Linked DNA regions of Homo sapiens: region 1 is linked to region 2. The links are chromatin contacts, found by Hi-C in ENCODE. All regions are on one chromosome and are shown on one strand. Each heading gives the region's core, a stretch centred on a gene start or an enhancer-like site at or near the end of the contact. The rest is flanking DNA. Distances are from core to core; before and after follow the strand shown.

What was found. Hi-C counts contacts between places; a loop is a spot of excess contacts on that map. Pooled maps may share reads with other maps.
Region 1: a pooled map shows a loop between it and region 2 (9-fold over the local background). The contact joins the promoter of CACNA1C-AS1 here to the enhancer-like site in region 2. A Hi-C loop is called at or near these places in 2 of 37 single-sample maps with no recorded cell type and 3 of 50 pooled maps.

Annotation. Positions count from the first base shown.
Region 1 is chr12:2,689,825-2,692,524 of GRCh38, reverse strand. It overlaps CACNA1C-AS1 (CACNA1C antisense RNA 1), which reads left to right and starts at 1,368. Exons shown (of 4, transcript NR_045725.1): 1 at 1,368-1,456; 2 at 1,546-1,718; 3 at 2,315-2,385. CACNA1C (calcium voltage-gated channel subunit alpha1 C) reads right to left here. Exons shown (of 47, transcript NM_000719.7): 47 at 1-1,625. The coding sequence ends at 1,326. RefSeq lists a silencer at 639-908.
Region 2 is chr12:2,383,906-2,386,605 of GRCh38, reverse strand. The region is part of intron 3 of CACNA1C (calcium voltage-gated channel subunit alpha1 C); the gene reads right to left. Among named protein-coding and RNA genes, the nearest start is that of CACNA1C-IT3, 120 kb to the right of the region's middle. Within about 2 kb of position 1,322, at least 7 of the 41 ENCODE cell types and tissues checked have a DNase peak (open chromatin) inside an H3K27ac peak, as active enhancers do.

The DNA of each region.
Region 1 (2,700 bases), core at 119-2,618, 310 kb before region 2:
TTGCTTTCAAACGGCCCCAGATTCAGATCTTCCCACAGCTAAACCAGAAAGGGGGGACTGCGTAGTCACTGGTGTGCACGGGCACATGGTGTGGGTGCATATACACGGGCAGGACATATGCACACAGACAACCCACCACACACACACGCGTCGCACACACTCGGAGACTCTCTCGCGCATGCTCCTCTCTCCCAAACCCACCTGTACACCCAGCATAAAAAGGAACCCAACTCTATCACCCACATGTGCAAGACCACATCAAGTGCATTGCCAGTTACCTTTCCATTAGATAACCGAACCAAACCAGAACAAAAATAGGTTACTACCTAAGGAAATGATAACAAATTATTGGGCATACACAATGGTTGGTAAAACTCTCCTGCAGCGGCTTCTATTGAACCTCCGTGGAAAAAGGAAACCACAACCGTTTAAATAATACAAGAAAACCAAACCCGATGTACATTGGCAAAAGTGAAAACAGAAAGGTGAGGGGGCTACAGGACTTTGTAAACACTCTTCTTCCTCCCCTCCCGCTGGGAAAGCAAAATAAAACATTTAAAAAAAACCAAAACCGAAAAGAAACTGCAACATGCTGTCAAGAAAAGTGTCAAACCACAAAACAAAAGAGCGCTCAGCGGAAGCTCAGCACCACCTGGTTGGGCGGAGCCGGCGGCGCAGCTCCTCCCTCGCGCTGCCTGCGGGCCGGCGGCTGGCCGGGAGCTCGGCGTGGCCCGTGCCGGTCGGGGGATCCCGTCGCAGGTGGGCAGGGACGGAGTGAGCCGCACCACTGCCGGCCCGACGCCCATCCCCAGAGCTCCGCGCCCCTGGAGGCCTCCTCCTCCCTCTCCGGGCCGGGTTGGGGTCCTCCTGGAAGTCCTGCCCCGCTCCCTTCTCCAAATCCGCAGGGCCCTGGCTCTAGGGAGACAGCGAGGCTCGTACAGAATATGTGCAAATGGTTTCTACAAGCAGAGTCGAAAGACACCCGTTTGCTGTAGGGTCCTTTTGGTGAGGGCGCGCGGGAAGCCGGGGTGCTCTCCCCGCGGAGGCGCGGCCGGGCCCGGGGCCTGCGAGCTGGGAGAGGGCAGGCGCCTTCCTCGCGCCCCGGGACCCTCGCCGCCTCCTCTCCCCGCCTCTGCAGACGCAGCCGGGCGCCTTCCTCCCGGAGGGCGGCTCGCGCACCCAGGCTCCGCGTCTGGTCCCAACAGAAATGAATGAAGACGCTGTTCCGGTTAACTCCAGGTCACGAGAACAGTGAGGCACTTCTGAAACGAACCCATTAGGAACATTGAAACAAATAAAAAAAAGCCCGCATCTGGCAGCGCCCACTACAGGCTGCTGACGTAGACCCTGCTGTCCTGGAGCTCCTCCTCACTCGGTCGACCCCGCGCGCGCACACAGCCCGCGTCCTCTTCGCCCCCGGCTCGGTCCTGCCCCGCGTCCCTGCAGTTCACAAAGGGTAAGAGGGCGCCATTGGGGCTCTGTGGGGCGCCCCCGCTGAGGATGTTGTCGGCCGCGCTCTCCATCTCCTCTATGGTCATGTCGCAGGCGTCGGCCAGCTCCTGGGTGGTGACCTCGATGAACTTGGGATCTTGAGCAAACTGCCCCAGTCCTTCTGAAATCAAGACCTGAAGGAGCGGGGTGGGAGCCATGAAGAACCAAAGGAACATTACTCCTGGAGCCCAGCTCTTCCCTTGAGGGCTAGAGCGAGGGGGTATCTGGTAGGTCACTTGGGGAAGTGTGCGTGTGTGCACGTGTACGTGTGTGTGTTGGGAGGGGCACCCATGGGGAACAAGTGGAGATGGAGCATCTGCCAGAATTAGGGATGTGCAGGCCAGAGAAGTTTTGGCTGGGGTGGTCAAACACTGTCATCAAATATATGAAGACTTGCTTATGGCCCAGCACGGTGGCTCACACCTGTCACCCAGCACTTTGGGAAGCCCAGGCAGAAGGACTGCTTGAGCCCAGGAGTTCGAGACCAGGCCCAGGCAACACAGGGAAACTTCGTCTCTACAAAAAATTTAAGAATAATTAGCTGGGTGTGGTGATGCACACCTGTGATCTTAGCAAGGCCAGAGACTGAGGTGGGAGGATCATTTGACCCCAGCAGCGCCAGGCTGCACTGAGCTGTGATTGTACCACTACACTCCAGCCTGGGTGACAGAGCGAGACCCTGTCTCAAAAAACAACCAAAACAAAAACCAGAGAAGGTTTGGCTCTCAGAGGGGCCGGGGGGTTGCCCTGATGCTGTATCAGCAGATCCCAGCCTGCCTCTCTCCTTTCTGACACCCACTGAACCTTTATACTATTCTTTCAGAGAAACCATTCTCCCTGGTGAAACTGCTGAGACAGGCCCACTGCCCATTGCCTGCTGCTGCCTTTCCAGGGGTGAGGTATCTGTGCAAACACGGCGCATGCCCCTGCCTTGCTTCTGCTGGGAAGGGCCAGCAGGTGACCCTTAAGCTTCTCTGTCCTCCCTACCGGCTGCTTAGTGCCTGGCTATGGGAAAATCGGCTCCTGAGCCAGCGGGTCGGGGGAAGCTGAGTGCAGCCTGGCACTCGCTCCTTTCAGGCATCTGTTTGTCTTGCTCCTTGCCCACGCCACTCATTCTCTCCTTGCCCTGCTTAGTTTTTCTTTGGCACTCCTGACCTTCCTGATGTGTTATATATGTATGTGTTTATTATCTGTCTCTCCTCACCATGA
Region 2 (2,700 bases), core at 73-2,572:
GCTCACACAGGACAAAGTACTGAGCTGAGTTTTGGAAGATGAACAGGTGCTTGCCAGGCAGACAAGGAAGTGACAGGCATTCCAGGCAGAAGAATCAGTGTGTCTAGGAGTAAAAACACAGAATGAGAAATAACATGGCACTCGTGTTTGGGCCACTGCAGTTGGTTGTGTGTGGCAGGACTGAAGAAAGTTGGGGGGAAGAGGAGAGTTTTTCTAAGAGATGAGGCTTGCTCAAGAGGCAGAAAGAGTCAGATCCTGGCTGGTGCTTCTCAACTCTGCTGCTCATCAGAATCAACCGGAGGAGCTTTAAAAAAATCATGTAAATACCTGAGCCGCAGCCAGTGATATCAGTGTTTAATGACTTGTTGGGGGGCAGGGGCTGATTTGTAGCATTTGCCAATTTCTATGATGTAAATACTCATGCCATGGTCAATTTCAAGCTACCAATGGGATGTCACTGACTGCAGAGTTGGGAGGAGATGTGTAGTAGCACACCATTATATAGTATTTCCACCCAGCAGATACAATCAATAGAAATTACCTCGAAAGGTAGTAAAGGCATCAGGCAAACCTGACTTTTGAGTATGTATTACCTTTGTTTTTAACATAATGTACTTACTTACAAGTTTGTATAATTTTTAATAATGGTCATTTAACAACCCACTCATAAGATTCCTGGAAGCGATGGCCTCTCCTGAGTCGCTGGGGCTGGTTCCAGCTGTAGGACACCACTGGCCCCACCCAGGCCCACTCTATGGAGTCACTACGGGTGAGACCCAGGCACGGGTAATTTTAAAAAGATCCCAGGTGATTCTAATATACACCCAGGGGTGAAAACCACCTATTTGTAGCCCATGTTAAGGAGTTTATAGTTATCCTAGGGGCCACTGAGGCCATTGCAGGATTTCAAGACTTTTAAACAGAAGCAATTTTACCAGGTTTGCTTCTTAGATGGGTGAGGCAGCCACAGAGTGACAGGTGAACTAAGAATGGAGGGAGGCAGGGGGACCCGTCAAGAGACTGTTGCAAATTTCCAGGCAAAAGCTGCCAGGGGCCTACCTAAGGCTACAGAGGGAGGGAGGTCATGGAGAGACAGCAGCGGGTCCTAGCTGCCCTTGGGTGTAGGGGTGCTAAGTGGATAAGGTGAGGGGGATACAGGAACAATTTTAGTTGCTGGTGGAGACTGAGAAAGTTGAGGAAGTTGTTTTCTGATCACCTCATTTTTTTTTTTTCCTATCAGAACTAGGTGATGAGGTTCCGTTGCCGGGAGAGGGAGGCAGGCATCAGAAAAGCCTCTGGCCCGGCCGTGCAGTACCTGGCTGTGTGCATCTGAGGGGGCCGGTCTTCCTGTCTATAAAGCCAGGGAGCTCAAGCAGATCCCTCTGAAGTCTCTTCCAGCATGGAGACTCTGATTCCATCACACTGGCATTTGCTCATGTTTTCACTTTCTTAACTTCCCCGGTGACTCAAATTACAACTTGTTATGGGTATAAAGCCTCATTTTCTCTGGGAATCTGGACTACGTCTTTGTAAGTCTTCAGCTCGGGGCAGGCAGTTTCAATCCTTGGGGAGCGAGCACTATGCTTACTTCGCTCTCATCTCCCTCCTTTCACGGTCAGTTGGCTCCCCTCCCTGAGGCTGACCACTCCCAGCCCCTTTCCAGATGGCGTCTAATAAAGCCGAATGGGACAGAGACGTACCTTCTGGATAACTACGCATGCAGTAAATTCTAGCAGACCAAAAAGTAAAAAGATTTGCTAAGCCAAGGAGTGGGCTTTGCTCAAATTGCAAAGGAATTTCTCCAAAGGCCTCTTGCAATGCCTTGCTATGGAGTTCATCTGTCCCTGCAGTGCCTCTACTGGTACTATACTATGCCACGGTGAGGACCAAGACTGCAAGAGGCTGGAGACCCAGGTTGCAGGTTGCCCATGTGGCTTACTCTCCCTCCACCTCCCTTCCCTTTCACTGTTGCTGCTCAGAGAAGGAAAAGTGCAGGGTTGTCTACCAGGAAAAGAAAAATAGGGCATGTACACAAACGGAGAAAGGGAGGCTGGGGTTGAAAAAGAGTCATGAACTGGAGAGACTGACCATGGGCTTTTGTTAGAAAGAAAAAAAGGAGACAACAACAGGGTGCCAGGAGACCTCTAATTGTGCTCATTCTTGCTAGAGTCCTTCATGGACTCTAGGCTCAGTTCCGAATCCACGACCAAAGTAGATGAACTTGGAGTAAGATCCAACAACATAAGGTGATTAGGGTCAGAAAGAACAACTTGCACAGAAAGGGTGAAAGACGCACAATGTGTAACCTGGAGGAAAGACAGTAGAAACAAGATGTAACAAACATCTTCGAGAATATGAAGAACTCTTACACAAAGACAGTACAGTAACCCGCGATTCTCCGCCAAGGAGCATGCAGATGAGTCACCTGCGAGAAAACTTGAGTGCAACAGTGTTTCTGGTGGCACTGCTGCTAACCTGGGTGGTGTGTGATCCACAGAAGGAAGGCAGCTTGTCTGGAGGGTTTTAAAAATCAGAGTGGTCCTTATCAGTTTGCTGAGGTTCAGATGAGGTTCTCCATGTAGGGGTGGCAAATGCATTCACAACCTCTCAAGTACCTTGCACCCGGAGGATCTGTGATTTCCCTGCTCATTAGCACCTTTGGCAGAAAGGGAAGCCAGGATGAAATGCTAATCAATTAGA